Regions from separate parts of the Homo sapiens genome. Here region 1 is linked to region 2. Evidence: chromatin loops called from intact Hi-C (ENCODE). Cell type or tissue: A673. All regions are shown on one strand. Each heading gives the region's core, and the rest is flanking DNA. Links, peaks and the distances in the headings are about the cores only. Region 1 has its middle 9.8 kb from the start of WIPI1. Region 2 overlaps ABCA5 (ATP binding cassette subfamily A member 5).

Region 1 (11,165 bases), core at 1,857-9,856, 780 kb after region 2:
ACAGTGGCATGATCTTGGCTCACTGCAACCTCCGCCTCCCGGGTTGAAGTGATTCTCGTGCCTCAGCCTCTGGGTAACTGGAATTACAGTGGCATGCCACCACGCCCAGCTAATTTTTGTATTTTTAGTACAGACAGGATTTCACTATGTTGGCCAGGCTGGTCTCAAACTCCTGGCCTCAAGGGATCTGCCCACCTCGGCCTCCCAAAGTGCTGGGATTACAGGCATGAGCTACTGCACCCAGCCATTACATAAAATGATGACACGAAAATGTTAACTTTTTTGCAACTTGTAAGTTAAGTGTGATGCTCACGCATCACTCTTTTCCCTATTACATTTTATTTAGAAATAAAATATTTTTAAAGAAAAGCTTTATGTTTTAGTGTCTTTAACAGCAGTTTCTCCTGTTTTTTGGACAGGAAACCCTACGTTTCCATTTTGCACTGGGGTCTGCAAGTTAAGTCACTGGCCCTGATTGGAAACTTGGTAGTGCAGTGAAGACTCACACGCCCGGAGCAGGAAAGTTCCTGGGAGTTCCACCTGTGTCCCCCAGAACATGGAGGGGTGAGGAAATGGTAGTGTGGGGAGGACTTCTCCACCCATGGCAAGGTGAGGGTCTGAGAGCTTCGAGAGTCATAGAGGCTGGGGGAGTTAGCAAGGCTGGAGCCATCCTGAATGGCCTTACTTGCCACCTGCCTGGGCCACAGAAGAAAGGGGTTGTGTGGGTGGGGCACTGGGGAAGGAGCTGAGCACAAGAAGACAGCTGAACCACACCTCCTCACTCCTATTAGAAACTAGGCAGTGCAGGCTGGGCGCGGTGGCTCAGGCCTGTCATACCAGCACATTGGGAGGCCCAGGCGGGCGGATTGCTTGAGGCCAGGAGTTCAAGACCAGTCTGGCCAACATGGTAAAACCCCCGTCTCTACTAAAAATACAAAAACATTAGCCAGGCGTGGTGGCGGGTGCCTGTAATCCCAGCTACTCGGGAGGCTGAGGCAGGAGAATGGCTTGAACCTGGGAGGCAGAGTTTGCAGTGAGCCGAGATCGCGCCACTGCACTCCAGCCTGGGCAACAAAGCAAGACTCTGTCTAAAAAAAAAAGAAAAGAAACTAGGCCATTCAGAAGGTCTCACGGGAGTCCTCTGAATAACCCCACAAGTGGGGGGCCTCTGAGACAGTCAGGCATTTGCAGACATTTGGAGAGCTCCCCTAGTAGAAAAGCATTAGGCAAGAAAGTACTACAGGGACATCCCTGGCGAAGACCTCCCCCCTCTCCCAGTAATCCCCTCTCATGGCCCCAACTCAGGCAGAGAGAGAGACGGAACGGAAAGGAGGAGGTGGGAAAAGAATAGAGGGGCTTAGCCATTTTGAATTGGCTGTGAGAGTGATGTTTTGATGTTACACATGGCTGGATGGTTCTGCTCTCTGAAAAGTTAGGGTTTCTGTCCATACCACACATCAAGGTCTATGTCTGGGGGAGGAGGAGATTATGGTTACAGAAAAATAAGCTGCCTCCTGCTTGTCCCTCTACTGAATTCACAAAAGCAACCAGTTACCAGTGCATATTCATATATACATTTTAAATACAAATGACAGCATACTGTAGAACTTGAGCCACCTTATTTTTTCCCATCTTAGAGATAGTTCTATTTCAGTACCAATAGAGCTGCTTTGTTCTTTTTAATGACTGCATAGTATTGCATCCACAAGTGTGTCGCAATTAATGCAACCACCCTGTCCCCTACTGATGGACATTTAGTTGTCTTTCAGTTTTCTGCTGTGGGTGTATTACTTTTCAAATCTGGGGGAAAAAATGCATTGAATTTTTAAATTTACACATCACTAGAAGAAAAAAAGGAGTTAGTTTTTTTATTCATTTATACAAAACAATAAGGCTAATGTGTACAGTGAACTCTTCATTGTTTCTGAGTTTTTCCCTCCCATTTTGTGGTAATCTAGAATTTGATGGTCAAAAAGGCCATGCTTTTGGAAGAAAAGAGATTTGGGGGTGGCAGTCACCTCTCTATTACTTATTAGCTTGGCAATCTTTCATACATTATTTTGGTTTTCTGAGCCTCCATTTCTTTGTCTATGAAATGAAGCTGATAATTCCTGCCTGGAAATGTTGATATAATAATAGAGATAATCTTTGGAAAATATAGAGCACACAGTGCATGCTTCACAAAGGCACATGTTTTTATTGTTTTTTTGTTTGTATGTGGATGTGTCTGTATAAAAGCAACGAATTATTAACCTTTGGTTTGTTTTTCCATCACCCCTTCCTCACTATGTATCTTGGCCACCTTTGGCAGATTTGAGGAATGCAAATGTATTTTAATATTAAGCTAAGCAAAGGATATCGAAGAGAAAAGTAGTGTTTAAAGATAATGTAGTTCAAAGACAAAGAAAAATATTCCTCTCCACTAATATCAATCTTTGGTTCTCAATGTGCTTCAGCAATCCCTGGGTTTACCCAAGACTCTCTTGGGGCATCTATGAAGTCAAAACTATTTACAAAATAATCTAAGATGGGCCGGGCACGGTGGCTCATGCTTGTAATCCCAGCACTTTGGGAGGCCAAGGCGGGTGGATCACGCAGTCAGGAGTTTCAGACCAGCCTGACCAATGTGGTGAAACCCTGCCTCTACTAAAAATACAAAAATTAGTCAGGTGCGGTGGCACGCTCCTGTAATCCCAGCTATTAGGAGGCTGAAGCAGGAGAATCACTTGAACCTGGGAGATGGAGGTTGCAGTGAGCCGAGGTCACGCAACTGCACTCCAGCCTGAGTGACAGAGTGAGACTCTGTCTCAAAAAAAAAAAAAAAATCTAAGATGTTATTCGCCTTTTTTACTCACATTCTCTCACAAGTGCACAGAGGGGTTTTTCAAAGGCTACATGATGTTGTGATATGATACGTTGAATACAGAAGCAGATATAAGAATTCAGCTGTCTTCTATTATACCAGACATGAAAGAGATATGCAAAAACAAAAAACGATGCCTCTGTTCTCCCTGTGTTTTGTATGTTTGGGGGTATAAAAAATAATATTAATGTTAACATATAATGGGTTTATTATTACTTTAATGCATTAATAAATATTTTAAATTCTCAGTTTTAATTTCTATTTCACTAAGTAATGATAGATATAATCCATACAAACAAAAGCTCTTTGGGGTCCTTAATAATTTTTAAGAGTGTAAAGAGCATCCAAAAGCTTGAGAGCCACTAATACAGTTAATTGGCATTTGTCAATAATGCTAGTTAAATCAGGACAACATCCTTACTCAAGAGAGGGAAAAAAAAAAAGGACATTCATGATGGAAAGTTTTGTATGATATTTAAGCAACTGATTCTGTAAGTCAGTCAGCCAACAAACATTTCATGAGCACCTATACATGGGGGCATTGCTCTAGGTGCTAGGAGAAGACAGGAGACCCCATCCTCATGGAACTTTGTTTTAGATGGAGGAGGCAGATAGTAAACATGTAAACCAAGAAATCAACAAGATAATTTCAGTTTTGATAACTGTTTTGGGAGAAATACACAGGCTAATGTGATTAAAAGAAAAAAAAGCTCCTGGGGGTAGAAGAAATTGAGCTATGTGGTTGTGGGAAATTTTACACTTCAAAAGGACTTAACAATCTATACTATGTTCATGGATTGGAAGAACAGGAGAGAAAAAAAAAAGCAGCCTACCTTGAAAATAGACAGTGCCTAAAATGGTGCAAAATGAGTGATTCCTGTTTTGGTGTGGGATAAATCTCTTTTTTTAAAAAAATGACTCTCTCAATTTTCCCTGGGAGTCACTGAAGCAGGACTCTTTCAACTGCTCAGGAGAAAGAGATCCCATCAGGAATGCCAGCGGAAGTGGGTGTTGATGTTCCCTGGGATGAAAGTCAGAGGCATATGGAGCATTCCAGAGTATAAGGTCAGACAAGGGTCACCTATAGATAGAGGCTGACTTAAGCCCCCATCTGTGGAACAGATCCCTGGAGAGGAAGTGGAGAGAGAAGAGCTGAGAGCCTAGGAATGGGCCACTTTAAATATTTTGAGATATGTCTTGTCTGCTTGATGTTTTTCCTAACAGCATGTAAATAGTCTCTGGAACTGACCTTTCATGAAAAATTAGAAACCCACCAAAGGACATTTCTAACCTCAGAGAAATAATGAAAGGTCCAATCTGTACCCTCTTTAGATATTCAGCAGTGAAAACATTCAGTCATGTTTTTGGAAAGCAAGCCAGCTTTTTATTCCTCGTGCGTATTTGCAATCAATAAGGAAAATAGGAGATCATGGACATAATAGGTACCAAAATAAACTGGTGCATTCAGCTTTAGCCAATGAGCATTTGCCAGTTCACATTTCCATTTATAACAGAGGTTCTCACTCATCAGCAATGTGTGGTTTAGAGCTGCTGCAGCCGACTCAGCTCACAAGCTAGCCTCTTTTCTGATAGTGTTCCTAAAATTAAAGGAATACTCAAAACGTCAAACCAGGACATTTCGTTCCAGTTCTTTACCAACTGACACATTTTCCATTACAGCCTGCCTCCTCTCACAGCTTCAGCTACTACATCTTCCCCCAATGACTCCTAGATCTCTCTCCCAATCTCACATATCTACCCTTAGCCCCAGATGCAGATATCAAATACCTCCTAGACATGCCCTCTTTGATGTCACACAGGGTTTTCCTTACAGCCAAAGGGACCAAAGTTTCTGGTCCTCAGTGTTTATTTTTCTGTATCATCTGCATGATTGGCCCCACTCTCCATCCTAACAAGGACCTCCATCACAGCCTGGGTGACATGGCAAAACATCATCTCTCTAAAAAAAATGTATATCTATAAATTAGTTGGGCATGGTAGTATGTGCCTGTGGTCCCAGCTACTTGTGGAGGCTGAGGTGGGAGGGTCAGTTGAGCCTGGGAAGTCAATGCTGCAGTGAGCCATGATGGCACCACTGCACTCCAGCCTGGGTGACAGAGCAAGATCGTGTCTCCAAAACAAATGAACAAACAAAAACAAACAAACAACAACAACAACAACCCCTGCATAATAGAGATCCCCGGCCGAAGCTAAGCAGCTAAGTTTGGAAGCAATCATATCCCAGTGTACCTAAAGAGCTGGTGGTATATCAAGAGATTTTAGCTAGGAGAATGAAAGATAAGATTGGAAAGAACAGGCCAGGAAGGAAAGCCTGGGATCTGCTTCAGATATCGAGTTCTTGAACTCCCATTTGAGCTTCATAAAGAGAGAGCTCTGTGTTGAAACTTATTGTCCAGGTGTCAAGAGTGTGACCCAGAATGAGCACAGGGATCTTGAGAGTACAGTAGGGCTTTGACTCAGTGAGAATGCTGGGGCATCGAGCACTGGTTAGATGTCCCAAGGGTTTGCAGTTTGCAGGCATCTCATAAAACTTTAGTGTTCATGACACCCACAAGGATGGCTATAGTAATTCGGAAAACAAAAACAAAAAAACAGAAAATAACAAGTGTTGGCAAGGATATGGAGAAACTGGAGTCCCTGTATGCTGCTATAGGAATGTAAAATGGTTCAGCTGCTATGAAAAACAGTTTTGCAGTTCCTCAAAAAGTTAAACATAGAATTACCAGGTGACCCAGCAATTCCACTCCTAGGAGTTCAGAGTGTTCTCAAGAGAATTGAAAACACGTACCAAATAAGTACATGTATGCACATGTTCATGATATTCACAATAGCCAAAAGATGGGAACAACCCAAATGTCCCTCAGCTGATAAATGTATAAAATTGTGATATGCGTATTCAAAGGAATACTATTCAGCCATAAAAAGAAATGAAATACCGACACATGCTACAACGTGGATGAACCTTGAAAACATTCTGCTAAGTGAAAGCCAGACACAAAGGGCCACGTATTGTGTGATTCCATTTATATGAGATATCCAGAATAGATAAATCCATAGAAACAGAAAGCTGACTGGTCATTGCCAAGGGCTTGGGGAGGAGGGATGGGTAGTAGCTGTTTAAGGGGTACAGGGTTTTCTTTCGGAGTGATGGAAATGTTTTGGAACCAGATAACGGAGGTGGATGCACAACCTTGTGAACGCACTAGATGTCACCGCGTTGTTCACTTAAAAATGGTTAACTGTATGTAAATTTCACTTCAATAAAAAATTACTCAATATAATTCTCCACATTAACATAAGATAGGAGAAAACATGGTTGGGCACGGTGACTCACGATTGTAATCTCAGCACTTTGGGAGGCCAAGGGGGGTGGATCACTTGAGGCCAGGAGATAGAGAGAAGCCTGGTCAACATGGCAAAACCCTGTCTCTACTAAAAATATAGAAATGAGCCAGGTGTGGTGGCAGGTGTCTGTAGTCCCAGCTACTCGGGAGGCCGAGGCACTAGAATCGCTTGAACCTGGGAGGCAGAAATTGCAGGGAGCCGAGATCGCACCACTGCACTCCAGCCTGGGTGACAGAGTGAGACTCTGTCTCAAAAAAAAAAAAAAAAAAAAGAGAGAGAAAACATAAATAACATTTCAATACAAGCAGAAAGGGTGTGTACTGGTGGGAAGAAACACTTCAGTGTTGTTACAGTGGACTCCAGCAGGTGGCAGCAATTAGGCATCAATCACAAGGGCCTTCATCAGCAGAAACAAAAATCCCTATGGGCAAAGCCTAAAAGGGCAGGTCCCCGCACGTGCGAGGCATTTCCGGGGACTCCCAGTAATTAATAGGAAAGGCTTTGGAGGGAGCTGTATGTTCTATAAAAGGTAGAGGAAGAAGCCGGTGAAATTTGGGTAAGTGATAACACAGGCCCATTTGCACGACAGGCCCATTTGCACGCAGAAGTCAGTAAGGTCAGGGGAAACCCAAGTTACACTGACAACCAATCTCCATGCTGACCTGCCTCTCCCAGTTCCCTCATGTAATAGGCCACTGAGTCCTATACATTCTACCTCCACCCACAGCAAGCACCTAAGTTCCAGTGTCTGACTTGAATTGACATACCAGCCTCTCACCTGGTCTCTGCCCCCATCACTCGCCCCTCTCCGACATCCTCTACTGCTGCTGTAGGGAGCTTTCTAAGATGCAAGTCTGCTTTTGTGAATCACCATTGCCTATACACTCATCACAGCTCAAGAAAGCTGAGACAGGCCGGGCGCGATGGCTCATGCCTGTAATCCCAGCACTTTGAGAGGCCCAGGCGGGTGGATCACCTGAGGTCAGGAGTTCGAGACCAGCCTGGCCAACATGGTGAAACCCCGTCTCTACAAAAAAAAAAAAAAAAAAAAAAAATTGCTGGGCGTGGTCGCGCACCGCACGTCTGTAATCCCAACTACTCCAGAGGTTGAGGCAAGAGAATTGCTTGAACCCCGGAGGCGGAGGTTGCAGTGAGCTGAGGTCACACCACTGCTCTCCAGCCTGGGCAACAGAGTGAGACTCCATCTAAAAAATAATAATAATAATAGAAAGCTGAGACAATGTGCTTTGTTTTGCCCAGAAACAATCTGGTCTGTCTCCAGACATCTGTGCATTGCCCAAGAAAGTCCAAGGAGGCTCCCAGCAGAAGGGAAGCGTATTAAACCCTCATCAAGCCAAGAGATCCCATAGTACAAATGTTCAGCCAAAAATGTTAGCAGCAGAAGGGACCAGATAGACAAGGAGTAACTTATAAAAATAACCCGGCCGGGGCCGGGCGCGGTGGCTCACGCCTGTAATCCCAGTACTTTGGAAGGCCGAGGCGGGCAGATCACGAGGTCAGGTGATGGAGACCATCCTGGCTAACACAGTGAAACCCCGTATCTACTGAAAATACAAAAAAAAAAAAATTAGCCGGGCGTGGTGGCGGGCGCCTGTAGTCCCAGCTACTCAGGAAGCTGAGGCAGGAGAATGGTGTGAACCTGGGAGGTGGAGCTTGCAGTGAGCGGAGATCACGCCACTGCACTCCAGCCTGGGCAACAGAGCAAGACTCCGTCTAAAAAAAAAAAAAACCCACACTTCCTCACCCTTTTCATTCTTAAAATGCTGTTTTTGATTGGTATACAAGACAGTTTTGGGGGGATGCAATGTCTTTAGACTCAGAATTTCATAATAGGAAGTGATCATTTTGTCCAGCTGTTCTTACACCTCGTTCTATGAAACGCTGGGCTCTGATAACACCTACAGGTAAAGTATAAGAGGAATAAACCTTTTCAATGTTAGGTGTTTTTTTTGTTTTTTTTGTTTTTTTTTTTGAGACAGAGTCTCGCTTTGTCGCCCAGGCAGGAGTACAGTGTGCGGCGGCACGATCTCGGCTCACTGCAACCTCCACCTCCCGGGTTCAAGCGATTCTCCTGCCTCAGCCTCCCAAGTAACTGGGACTACAGGCACGTGCCACCACACCCAGCTAATTTTTGTATTTTTAGTAGAGACGGGGTTTCACCGTGTTGGCCAGGCTGGTCTCGAACTCCTGACCTCACGATCCATCCGCCTCGGCAATGTCAGTTTTATTAACTTCCTGCAGCAAGAGGGTGTGCACATCAAGTGAACCATGAGGCATCTCAGTAAGAGGCTGTGGGAAAGGGCTTTTTGCCAGGTTTGTGTTAAGTTATGCTAGGAAGGGAAAGGTAGAAGAAACAGGAATCAGGTCAGGAATGGATGTGTTGTGAAGCAGGTGGTTTCATCATCGGATATCTCAGAAATTTTTGTTCAGCAAGTGGAGAAATCGAGTGGGTCTGGGAGAGGCTTTGATAAGAAAGGATTAGATATGCCAATGTCAGTAATTTTGCAGCTACAGTGTGGCCTTGGGTTAAACACAGTTTTCACCTGGCCTTGTGCTGGCCTTGTTTATGACTGTTGGGAACATTCCAGTCTGCTCATCTGAGCTGATTTCCATTTTCTCAGGTTCCCACATGAAGTAGTGGGTGTTCCTGGAAGAAAGGGAATCTATCTTTAAATAAGCTTGGAAAGTACTTGGGAAACAATGTTAAATAAACATAATGCTGGGCTTTCTGGAGACTTGAACGTGCTAAAGTGAATTGTGAATCTCCCAAGACACCTTCAATTTCTTTTCAACACAGCTGTCTGTGTCGAATTCCAGTGTAAGTCAGAACTTCCAGTGATTTCTCAGGTCACTCTGACCTCTTTGCCTGTAGTTCTCCCCACTCTTCTCCCCACTCCAGCGGCCCTGCCTCCTCGCTGCTCTTTGAGCTTTTTCCCATATGACTGCATAACCTGCTCCCTTTTCTTCCTGAGGTCTTGTTCAAATGGAAATTTTCAGTGGGGCCTTCCCTGCCCACCCTATGCAAAATTTCTCCTCCCTACACCCCACACTCCCAAACACACTTTCACTGCTATACATTTCTTAGCACTTATCACCATCTAAGATACTATACATCTCATTTTTCTTGTTAATGGTCTCTCTGCCCAGGTGGGCAGGGGTTTTTATTTATTTTGGACAGCGTCATATCCCTAGAACCTGGAGCCATGACCGGCACACAACAGGCACATGATAAAAATTGGTCAAATGAATGAATGGATGAATGAATGAATATACAAACTCCTTCCAAACTTCTCCTCCTTCAGAGGAAGTGGTGAGGGAGGCTTCTGTGTTTTCCATTTATAGACAGTAAAGAGGTTTTGGAAAAATACACAAGGGAGCCTCAGAGACTTTCTTTTGGGGCTTTAGGACTGGCTACCCATATCTTATCACTCAAGCCAGTTTTTCCTGAGGTGTCCCCCCAACCATCCTAGAACTAAATCATACAGACCACTAGATGGCACTGTTCACCAAGAATCTCGGGATTCTTAGCCACGCCCCTCTCACCCTAAGCCCAAAGCCTTTGAATCCACCTTCTTCCCAGGGGTGACTGATTCTAGAGAATGATTACCACTCCCTGCACCACCGCTAGACTAGAAAGAAACCTAAAGTCGTACAGCACGTTCCAACAAGCCATGCCCAGCCAGGAGCACAGGCTAACTCTCTGCTTGGGAGCAAAGGACGTTTTTGAATATTTCTAGATGTACCCTTGGTAAATGTAGGCAAAGTGCTGGTGCCCTTTGAAGAGCTGCAGGACTCCACACTCTCCCCCTTGTACTTGGCCCGTGGCCCTCTTGGCACAATTCTGCCTCTATCTCTTCACCCCTTGCTCCTCTGTCCCTTCATAGGATGAAGCACAGGTTAAGATGCCAATTCTATTTCCAGCCTTGAGCCAAAGCAGTCCAAGAGACAGCGTGACAGGCAACCTGGGCACCCAGTGGAAGGGACAGAATACAAACTACACCTGCATCAAAAACTGTCCTAGGGCCTTTGGCAACTTACTCGACAGTCTCCACTTTGGCATATGCAGCTGCCTGATGGGGATAAACATTCCTAGACCAGATAGATGTGGTTAGCGTCACATGAGAAGATCTATGACGCTCCAAACCAAGCTTTCTATAAAGCTTGGTCTTCTATTTTCAAGTATCGCCTATAATTATATTCTAAAATTTAAGGCAGGGTGATTGGCTGACCTGCTGAACCCGTCTCTGTGTTCTTGACCAGTGCGAAGATGCCTCGGTGAACAAAAACACCTTGATTGAACCTCTCTGCACTGGCATGGGTAACAGACTCTCAGCTCCAAGGACATTAGCAAAAGCACTTGTAGAAAGCAACTGTCTTCGTGATCATCAGCCAATCAGCAAGCATTTATTGAGAACCTGTAATTCACCTTGGTGTTTTAGGAAGGCTATTCTGGAGGCAAAAATAAGACAGGTGAGGGGAGAGAATGAAGATTAAGACATCAATTCACTCTTTCATGAAATAACATTTTTCCTGACTCTTGGGAAGGAATATATAAGTCAAGGAATATTAGAAGTGTTGTTAGTTTTTGCTCCCTGTCTCTCCCCTTTTAATCAATAAATCCAGAAATAATGGTTCCATTTGGGGGACAAGGGCACATGATAGGGCCTCTTCATTCACTGCAGCCATGCTATCTCACACACACTGTCTATAATTAGAAACAGAAAACCCAGTTGCACCTGCTGCTCGGCCAGACTTCTGGCTGGGGCTTCCTGCTTGCCAATCAGTTCGATCATCTCCTTTCCCAGAAATCACCCCACAGCCCAACCCCTCCTCTTCTACCCTGGCACCATAGGGCTGACTCCTTGAGCTTCCTCCACGTACTGACACATCGCCCTTCCCTCCCTCTCCCTCTTGG
Region 2 (11,165 bases), core at 1,840-9,839:
GAGGCAGCAGACCACGAGGTCAGGAGATCGAGACCATCCTGGCTAACACGGTGAAACCCCGTCTCTATTAAAAATACAAAAAAAAATTAGCCGGGTGTGGTGGCAGGCACCTGTAGTCCCAGCTACTCAGGAGGCTGAGGTAGGAGAATGGTGTGAACCTGGGAGGTGGAGCTTGCAGTGAGCCGAGATCGGGCCACTTCTCTCCAGCCTGGGGGACAGAGCGAGACTCCGTCTCAAAAAAAAAAAAATCATAGTTGGGCAGGATGTAATAGCCATAGCAATTGATATTTGGTAAGTTTTAATTAACTTAATTAACCAACCGGTTGGATTTTTAAAAACCCATTTTTTTTTAACAAACAGATGTGTTCCTCTCTTTTTGTTTTATTTATGTTTTATAGGCGAGCAATTCGAACTGCATTTAAAAACAGAAAGCGGGCTGCTATTCTGACCACTCACTATATGGAGGAGGCAGAGGCTGTCTGTGATCGAGTAGCTATCATGGTGTCTGGGCAGTTAAGGTTGATGTCTAAATAGCGTGCCATTCAGGGGAAGAGGTTGGGGGTTGGATTTTGAAAGTCATCATTTCAAAAACATGGCAATAGTTAGTAATTTAAATGTTAAATATTTTAGTTTTTGAGTTAGCTTTTGATAGATTGACTTGGAAGTATGTTGAGTTTTTTAAAAATATGGCTGTCTACTTTGAATTTGAATTCACTTAATATTTCAATAACTTGGAATATTATTTTTAGGCATAGTACTTGTTATTTCAAAAAATTGTTATATATTGGATTAATTATGTAACACAAATATGAAATAAACATATGAGTTTCTACTTACATAAATAAATAATTGAGTAAAGAAATGTGTCAGAGAAGAGGTACATCTTCCTTACAGAACAATTCCAAATAATAATATATGTAGATAATACCCACTTCAAGGGAGGAGGCTTAATCTCCTATCCCCCAAGTTTGGACGGGACTTAGCCAGTTTCTTGTAAAAAATGAACGACAGAAGGAGAAAAATAGTAACTTTACAGTTGAGAAAGCTGGCAAATACTACCTTAACTAAACGATGTTGTGCAGATATCATGTATTCACTGATATGATATGATGGAAAAAGTACTACAGCTGTGTAATATTCTCTCCAAAACCCATAACCCAAGTGTAGTCATGAGAAAAATATCAGACTAACCCAAATTGAGGGACCTTCTAACACACACCTGACCAGTACTTCTCAAAACTGTCAAAATCATGAAAAAGACAGAAAGAGTAAGAAACTGTCACCCACAGTTAGAGACTAAGGTGACGTGACAGCCAAGAACACTACGGTATCCTGGATAGAACCTGGAATAAACAAAGGACACTAATAGAAAATTGGTGAAATCTAAATAAAGTATGGAGTTCAGTGACAAGGAATGTACCAATGTCGGTGTCTCAGTTGTGAGGAATTTACCATGGTAATATAAGATGATAAGATTAGGGAAACTGAAACCGGATAAAGAGTGTATGGGGATGCTGTATTTTCTTTGTAATTTTTCTCTAAATATAAAGGTATATTTTTTTAAAATGTAGTTATATGTGTGAGAGATTATTCTTTGAAGCTGTCATTTTATATCTGAGCTTTCTTTTAAAAAATTACTTCAGATGTATCGGAACAGTACAACATCTAAAGAGTAAATTTGGAAAAGGCTACTTTTTGGAAATTAAATTGAAGGACTGGATAGAAAACCTAGAAGTAGACCGCCTTCAAAGAGAAATTCAGTATATTTTCCCAAATGCAAGCCGTCAGGAAAGGTAAAATTTTAAAGAATGTGGTTATATTTCTTTATAGAGCAAAGGTTATAAAAAGTTATTATATTAAGGATTAAGTGAAAAATCATCTTTTCATTCATAGACCATATATATATATATCTCTGTGTGTGAATATATATGTATATTTTTTCATATATATGAAATATATGTATCTGTAGATAGATAATTTATATATCTCTCTCTGTATTATCACCAATACTGGACTAATGAAGTCTGATGGCTGGTGTTTTATATCTGCCTTAGTATTAGATTTTTCAATATTCAGTAGTATTTAAATTTTTTTAACATTCTTAGTAGTAATGAGAGTTGTTTTGCATGAAAATGTTATTATTTTAAACAATTTTCATCCAACTAAATACCAAAATAAGTTATTGAATTTAATTTTGAATTTTAAACATGTTGAACTTTAGCTTTAGAACATAATAGTAGTAATTTTTAATTTTTTTCCATATTTTATCTTTTTTTCCAGTTTTTCTTCTATTTTGGCTTATAAAATTCCTAAGGAAGATGTTCAGTCCCTTTCACAATCTTTTTTTAAGCTGGAAGAAGGTAAGTAGTATCTTCTATTTTGGCTTATAAAATTCCTAAGGAAGATGTTCAGTCCCTTTCACAATCTTTTTTTAAGCTGGAAGAAGGTAAGTAGTTGAAAAGCACTTATGTTGTAGCTCTCAAATTATGAAAGAATTTTATTTAAAAAGTTTAAAACTGGGGACTCGGTTTATTTTAGAAACTATGGCAGATAAGAAGATAACCTTTTATTCATTTAATCTAAGACACAGGTAAACACTAATGTCATAGGGATTTTGTAGATAAACTCTATTGTAATGTAAACCTTTTACAATTTTTAGAGAGCATTGACACAGTTTATCACATTGCATCTATGAGAAGGGTCAGCTTAATTATCGAGTCTTTGCAGTTAGTCCAGCAGCAAGAGCTCTGAGTTTCTTGAATCCTTACTTCATACTGGTCCATAGAAGTAGCAACACTATCAAGACTCCAGTGGCAAAGAGAATTCTGAGTGTAGCGAGGGGTGGGCAGTCCCCAAAATTTTAAGGAAGCTTATAGAATCTTGGCATTTAAAAAATAAGTGGTATGTAGGATAAATATATATATGCTGGTGACAGTTGAGGGAGATCACCTCCTGGAAGAATCAGGTATTCATATGCAGATTATTTTATGGCATTTATAAACTGTGAAACAACCTATATTTATGTATAAGGTTTATTATTAATAATTTTCAAAATAACTACAGGATTTTTATGATTGTTCTTTATGTGATTACTGAATACAAAAAGATTTCCTGATACTGTATATATTCTTGTTGCAGCTATGGATTAATGGGTTTACTTTTGCCAAGAACACTAATTAATTATTTTTTGGTCTGTAATATATGGCCTGCATGATGTTCATTGTTTATTCATGTTTATTGGCCGGCATGGTGGTTCACACCTATAATCTCAGCACTTTGGGAGGCTGAGGCGGGAGGATCCCTTAAGCCCATGGTTCAAGACCAGCCTGAGCAACATAGTGAGACTCTGTTTTTACAAAATATTTTTTAAAATTACCCGGGTATAGTGGCATGTGCCTGTAGTCCCAGCTAACTCAGGAGGCTGAGGTGGGAAGATTGTTTGAGCCTGGGAGGTCGAGGCTGCAGTGAACCATGATTGTATACTTGCTGTGTTGCCCAGGCCACTGTATACCAGCCTGGGCAACAGAGCAAGACCTTGTCTTAAAAACAAAACAAAACAAAACAAAAGGTTTATGGAGATAGGACCAATATCCAGAATCTAGTTCAAGAAGCCAGAATAGGCTACAGTGGAGTTGGAGAATGGGAGATAAGAGAGCAGGGATCAAAAGAAGACATGAAAAGAATCACCAGGAAAAAGATAATGGAGGAGAACTTAGAAAAAGTGAAATAAGACAAGTAACATTCAACATACAGTACTTAGGGCTATAGAGGAATTATAGGTGTGGGGAAGAGAAAGGAAGTAAGCGGGAAAAATAACATGTTTTGGCAGCTTCAAATTTAAGTGGGTTGATTACAGAGATATTTTAAAACATTGTTAGCCACTTTGGTAGGTATTGCCATTTTTTTCAGATATTGATAAGTAAAATACTATTTTTATATTTTAATAGCTAAACATGCTTTTGCCATTGAAGAATATAGCTTTTCTCAAGCAACATTGGAACAGGTACTATAAAGTTAAATTTTTAAAAATTATTTTATAGAAGAAAGTATCTGATATCGATTGTTTTGGTTTATATTAGAGAGGGAGAGATATCGTAAACCAGTGACAAATTGGTACAGAATGATCTTAAACTTGGTATAATTTTAATCAACCTTAGGTTCTTCACTTACTAATTTTTTAAATTTTATTTTTTAAATTGATATTATTTTAAATTGACAAATCACACTGTTTATTGGGTACAGTGATGTTTTGATACATGTGTGCAATATGGAATGCTTAAATCAAGCTAACTTTCATTTGCTGATTTTGAATATCTGTTTTTTTCATTTTGTAAAGAAAGTGAGTCATGATGGTGGTGTTTCACATTAGTGTATTTGAAATTACATTGTTTAAGTAGTTATGAATTATTTTTTAAAAAACATATCTATTAATCTAAAATAGTATTCATCTTTGCATGTAACTTTTGAAAATAATCTGTTTGAATAATGTTAATGTTAATAAATCTCTTGATACTTGTTGATATAACTAGATATAGCCTTGTACCATTTCTGATTTAGTTAAAAGTTCTTTGAGGTACTTGAGATACAGCATACTGTATTCATTTATTTCTTTTCACCTAGGTTTTTGTAGAACTCACTAAAGAACAAGAGGAGGAAGATAATAGTTGTGGAACTTTAAACAGCACACTTTGGTGGGAACGAACACAAGAAGATAGAGTAGTATTTTGAATTTGTATTGTTCGGTCTGCTTACTGGGACTTCTTTCTTTTTCACTTAATTTTAACTTTGGTTTAAAAAGTTTTTTATTGGAATGGTAACTGGAGAACCAAGAACGCACTTGAAATTTTTCTAAGCTCCTTAATTGAAATGCTGTGGTTGTGTGTTTTGCTTTTCTTTAAATAAAACGTATGTATAATTAAGTGAAGCTGCATGTTTGTATTGAAGTATATTGAACTATATAGTTTGTATGTCATCTTTTTCACCATTCAGAAACAGTGCTTCTGAATTTGTGATTTAAAGGAATTGTAATAGAATAGTTTTATTTTTAAGTTATCTTTAAGTTTATGCCATCTTCTTAAATAAGTACGTAATGTTCCAATCTAAATAAAAAACTAATTCATAACTAATGCATAGAAAAGATACATAAAGCAATGTGAAAGTTTCTTGCTTCTCCTTTTTAATTTCTAAAAAAGCCACTTTGAATGGAAGTTGTCATCCGTAAAAGCTGAAGTGTAAGCACTAGGAAATCTCAATATAGAGATTTGAGGAAAGTTATATCCACTAGGTGGCAGTCATTGATCATAATAAGTGAAATGAGCCCTTGTTCTAGTACATGATTTTAGGCTTAGGTAATTAGGTATGTGAAATTACATTTCTTTAATTTAAAGTAAAATTCAGAAGGTTTTAGTTATTATAATTAAAGGAAGACTGTGTGTAGAATCTTACGTAATAGTCTGATTCTTTGACTCTGTGGCTAGAATGACAGTTATCTATGGAGGTGGTAGAATTAAGCCATACCTTTTCCTTCATCACTCTTGGAACATATAAATTTTTTGTCATCTTCCTTGCAAAGGGCACATTTAATTTTGTTCTTGAATAAAATATTTTATTGGGTATTTGTTTTTATTGGTAAACTTTAGTGAATCTCTTCTATAAAATTGTAAGTAGATCAGTGTGTAGATTTATTTAGTAACTTACCTCATTGACTTTGGAACATGGTAGGATATGAATAAACTCTTTCAAGGGTTAAATTAAGAATTGTAAGTGCAGTGCGCCTATTTCTTTTTAATAAGAACCAGAATTTCATTTTTGATAGAGTTAAAGGCATGGCTAATATTTTCTTAGAAATACTTCCTTGTACAACCCATGTATTGGCTCAAGGTATAAAATAGTGTAAATAATGCTAGTTGACATTACATTTCAACCAAATGAAAGTATTAACTTCATAAAACAAATATATTGAGAGTGTGATTATTGTATTAGACAACAACAACAGCAATGACAGAAGGATTTGGTACTGAATTACTTTAAATAAGCAAAACCTTTCAGTGGCATTATTCATTCTTTAATGTAGGCAAAATTTAATGAACTTTTAGCTTTATTGTGTAATAAGACATCTGTGATTTTAGGCTCTAGCAGTGGATTTAAAAGTGTTCTTTCTCGGTACAAAGTACGTGGCTGATATTTTCCCCCATTGCTGGGGGCAGTTGCTATACACTTTCCTAAAGTATATATAATGTTCACATAAATACCCAGGGACCTCTTTTTTGGGATGTGCTTTTGTAATTATGTGTAACCTTGAATACTTAAGTTTAGTAAAAGCAACAAAATTATATCTATAGTTTACTAAGGCAGTCACGAAAAAGCATAGTTTTTTTTAGAACCTGACCATCCTAAGAAAGTTATGTCATCTGAAGATAGAGCATGACTAATGAAGAAAATTACCTGCTTTTGCACGTAGATTTGGTAACTTTCACTTTACATTTGTGAATGTGTAATTGGTGCAAAGTAAATTTTTTTTCCTGCAAAGTGAAAGTTGAGTAGTCACAATCATGTTATTTATTTTGTTCATTTAGTTACTTTGCTTTTAATGTATATGAATACATGCTCTTGTAAACAATTTTAAAAGACATTCAAATTTTTTTTTAGTTTTTATATACTCAGAATATATTTTGGTTGTTAAATTAAATTATGTTCCCTTTTTCACAGTAACAAAATCTGACTCAGGAGAAATATAACTTAATTCTTAGGAAAACAAGGGTAAGTGAGCTGGAAAGCAAAGGAGGCAAAAAGTGAAATATATTTATTTACAGTGTACAGTTCATGTTTATGAACATACTAATTTTAAAATGTCTTAAATTACTGATCTCAAAACTTTTTTCTATGTCAGTACAGATAAATAAATAAATATACATATTAGGCAAAAGCAACATCACCAACCTTATATTTCCCATTCATGGTCAAATTTTCAAAGGAAAGTAAAAGCTGAGCTTTACTGAGTGAGTGTTTACTGACTAATAAGGCAAGAAAAAACATGATGAGTGTACTTTACATCTTACTTTTGTGGGCTCTTAATTTTTTTTTCTAGTTTGTTTTCAGTAAAGACAGTGGGTTTTCTTTAAAATAATTTTTTTCTTTTAAATTTGCACAAATTATCTTAGGTCAGTATTTTGGTTTTAATCATTAAAACATTTTTAGAGTAATGTAATTTAACAAATATTTTAAGTGATTATGTTTCCAGAAATGGATTCTTTGGAGAGAACTCGGATGACTATCAGTTTTGGCCCTGTAAGATCGTGGAGATCTGTAAGATAGATACTTATATAACTTACATAAAATATATATAATATATTACTTATATAACTTATATAACTAGCTATTATTTTATATAACTAACTATAATATGACAAATCCTTTGCTAGTAGTACTAACAACGTTTTATAGGAGCACAATTAATTTTACTTAGGATAAGTGTTGTTATTATTGTTTTTATTGTTGTTCTGTTAGTTACTCAAAACTTCATTCTAATTGTGCCCTGAGTTTGTTAAAATACCATACTGTATTTTTGTGTAACATGTAAATAGGCATTAATTTTTGAGAAATAGAAATGTTTATCCTTAATGTATTTTTAATTTGCTAACATTGATTTTTTATTTTCTTTCCTGAAATAGCTTATTTCCTAAAATGAAAGAATTTATTCTCAGATGAATAATTTTTATATCAGCTATTCTTATCAGGTAAAAGTTTAATTATTTTTTATTTATAATATATGTAAGCAATTCTCAATGCTGCTCTTTAAGAAAAATAAATATGATTATATTAATAATAAGCTTTAAGAGTTGAAAATTTAAGACAAGTCATTTTGTATACTGAAGTGAATTCTTTGTTATTTAGTGCTGATAATTGAATAATGAGTAGCTCATATTAAAAATGATGCAAAAACCTGGCACTAAAATTGTTAGTAATTTTTTTTAAGTATCTGAGGCTAGTTTTCAAGTGCAGAAGGAACATTGACAATTACTTTGTTTTAATTTACATTCAGATTTTAAACATAAACTAGGTATGTTTATAGATCTTTTTGTCTTGAATGTATTTTTTTGTAAATAGAAAGCAATCACTTTAACTTACACATTATCACATATAACAGGTTCAGTTACTCTCAGATATTTAACACTACTTACATATTTATCACTTTCCTTAGAATTTTTGAATGAATTGATTCATACAAACACTTAGGCAATATTTTAAACTTAATGAACAGATTCTTCCCAAGTGCCTAAACAACTCTTGCAAATTAAATTACCGTTTTAAATTAAAAAATCAAGTTCTCAAGAATTTCAAGCATCATTTGGTGTTTCTTTCGTTTTTGAGATAGGGTCTCACTTTGCTGCCTAGGCTGGAGTACAGTGGCACAATCCCGGCTCACTGCAGCCTCAAGCTCCCAGGCTCAGGTGATCCTCCCACCTCAGCCTCCTGAGTAGCTGGTACTACAGGCATGCACCACTGCACTCAGCTAATTTTCGTATTTTTTGTAGAGATGGGGTTTTGCCATGTTGCCCAGGCTGGTCTCAAACTCCTGGGCTTAAGGGATCCTCCTGCCTTGGCCTCCCAAAGTGTCGGAATTACAGGTGTGAACCACTGTACCTGGCCTTCAAGCATCGTAAAAATAGGCAAAATACACAAAACTTCCTGGTTATAAGGCTTGCAGCCACACTTGCATAAATATAGTAATGTGTTGCATAACAACATTTTGGTCAAAAATGGGCCACATAGTAAGATGATAAAATATAATACTGTATTTTTCTTGTACCTTTTCTATGTACACAAATATTTACTATTGTGTTACAGTTGCCTACAGTATTAAGTATAGTAGCATGCTGTCCAGGTTTGTAGCCTAGGACCAACAGGCTGTATCATATAGCCTAGATGTGTAATAGGCTATTGCCTTAGCACAGTGACAAAATTGCCTAATGATGCATTTCCCAGAACATATCCCTGTTGTTACGTGATGTGTGTGCAAGATTCTCAAATAAATACAGTATCAGTACACTAATCAGAAGTAATTTTTTCACCGTGTCTACATATATACCTTTGCAGAGTTACACATTTGCCAATAAAAGAGCTATCTCACACTATCAAAATTTATCCCTTTGATAATTTGAGACCAAGAGATGGATGCTAATTAGGTTTCTCAGTTAACAATTGGGACTGATCAAGGGGTATCTATCAACTAAACTAAATAATGATATAAGCATAGAACCTGGATCTGCCTTCTAAGACTAAACTGGCAACTGTTGAGGTGGCCCTTCTTTTATGTTCAAACTTTGATTTTTGAGCTTTAAGTTGTGAGTTAACCCAATCTAAGTTTCAGGTTTTTGCAACCCAGTATTTTCCGCTAAAACAAGATGTTTTTTAGGTTTTATTATTACGTTTCATCCAAATTCATGATAATAGGACTTTCCAGCTTCTGTGTTGTGACTATAGTATAACGTGCTTAATTAATGAAAATGAATTCCTCAGACCGGGTGCAGTGGCCCACACCTGTAATCCCAGCACTTTGGGAGGCTGAGGGTCAGTAGTTCGAGACCAGTCTGGCCAACATGGTGAAACCCTGTCTCTACTAAAAATATAAAATTAGCTGGGTGTGGTGGCACGTGCCTGTAATCCCAGTTAGTTGGGAGGCTGAGGCAGGAGGATTGCTTGAACCCAGGAGGCAGAGGTTGCAGTGAGCCAAGATCGCGCCACTGCACTCCAGCCTGGGCGGCAGAGCGAGACTCTGTCTCAAGAAAAAAACAGAAAGAAAGAAAATGAATTCCTCACCTGGGTTGCAATTTTACTTTCCTTTCTGTTTTGTAATTCTTATATGTCTAATTAACCATAATACTATAGTCATTTTACTGACAGAATAATACCATTATTGTTTTGGTTCACCTTATCTAATTTTTATTTATTAACATATCTTTGTCATATAGTTGTAGGAAAAGATGTTGAGTGCTAGTTGTGATGTATATGTATTGGCTAGTAATTTCTTTGGCCAAATTATACTATTGATATTGTTATGTGATTATGATGTAGTTGATATTGGTTTTCTGTTGACTACATTTAAATTCTCATACATCAGTGTACATGAAATCAAGTTTGTGATAGAATGAGATTAAAATTATACATCAAGCTTTACAAATTGGTAAGAAATCTCAGCTTCTAGTGTTATCATATCTGCTAATTTTAAAAGGCCTTATCTGTATCTTCTAATTCTTTAGTAAGTAGGCATCCTTTGAATTTACCTTCACCAAATTAAGACACTAGATAGTTTTTAGAGCCGTCTATGATGGTGCCTAAAGTCTTTAAGTTTCAAAGAAAGACTGCTTTTCATTATTATTCAGTATTCACAAATATTTTATTGTATGTCAGTTAAGAATCAAGCACTTTTCTAAGCACTAGGCATATACATTATTGAAACAATAGACAAAAGTCTCTGCCCTCACTGAGCTTTTATTATAGTAAGACAAATTACCTACTTTAAAAAAATACATAGTATGTTAGATGATGGGGAGGGAGATAAGGACTCTTGGTGCTGCAGATGAAAGCACACTGATCTCATGTAGGCAAGACTACACTGAGAAGGTGAGTTGGTACTGCAAGTACAAAGGCCCTGAGGCAAGGTGTGAGTGGCATATTTGAGAAACAGAACCAGTGAAGCTTTAGCTAACTGATTAAGGGGGACACTAGTGGAAGATGGGATCGAAAGGGCCCTTATGGACATTTTATTGACATTCAATGAGATCAGAAGTCATTGGAGGGTTTTGAGTAGAGGTGTGGCAACATTAGGCATATTTGAAAGGAACAGTTTAGCTGCTGTGTTGAAAATAATCAGATATGAGGGGACAGAGCACAAGAGACCTGTTAGGAGGCCATTGCATTTGATGAGGCAAGAGATGGTGAGTTGAATCAGGAAGGTGAATAAGAAGTGGTCTAATTCTGAATATTGAGAAGGTGGAGATTATAGTACATGGAGTATGGGAGAAAGGGAGTCAATGACACAAGGGCTTTTTGTTTTTTGTTTTGTCTGAGCCTCTGGAAGAGTAGAATTATCAGCAATTATGTCTCTGAACGTATCTTCTACTAGTATCATCAAGTGGATGAAGAAGACCGTGGAAGTTTAGGTT

The links. A loop is a pair of places that touch in the nucleus more often than their neighbours do. Peaks named below come from ENCODE experiments on the same cell type or tissue, not always from the same donor. Only the 100,000 strongest peaks of a DNase experiment are listed, where the experiment ranks them.
Region 1: it touches region 2 in a loop (10-fold over the local background); 10 of 110 quality-filtered maps call a loop at or near these places.

Annotation. Positions count from the first base shown.
Region 1 is chr17:68,461,745-68,472,909 of GRCh38, reverse strand. It overlaps a transcript of PRKAR1A not described here. Among named protein-coding and RNA genes, the nearest start is that of WIPI1, 9.8 kb to the right of the region's middle. RefSeq lists a silencer at 6,573-6,622. In A673, for the core only: CTCF peaks have their summits at 6,380, 6,586 (motif pointing right) and 9,714 (motif pointing right); DNase peaks (open chromatin) are centred at 6,619 and 9,779.
Region 2 is chr17:69,241,100-69,252,264 of GRCh38, reverse strand. ABCA5 (ATP binding cassette subfamily A member 5) reads left to right here. Exons shown (of 39, transcript NM_172232.4): 35 at 399-518; 36 at 1,644-1,793; 37 at 2,281-2,360; 38 at 3,948-4,003; 39 at 4,621-7,954. The coding sequence ends at 4,728. It also overlaps a transcript of ABCA10 not described here. Among named protein-coding and RNA genes, the nearest start is that of PRO1804, 12 kb to the right of the region's middle. In A673, for the core only: a CTCF peak has its summit at 5,285 (motif pointing right); a DNase peak (open chromatin) is centred at 5,294; H3K4me3 peaks cover 1,107 bases; H3K27ac peaks cover 1,003 bases.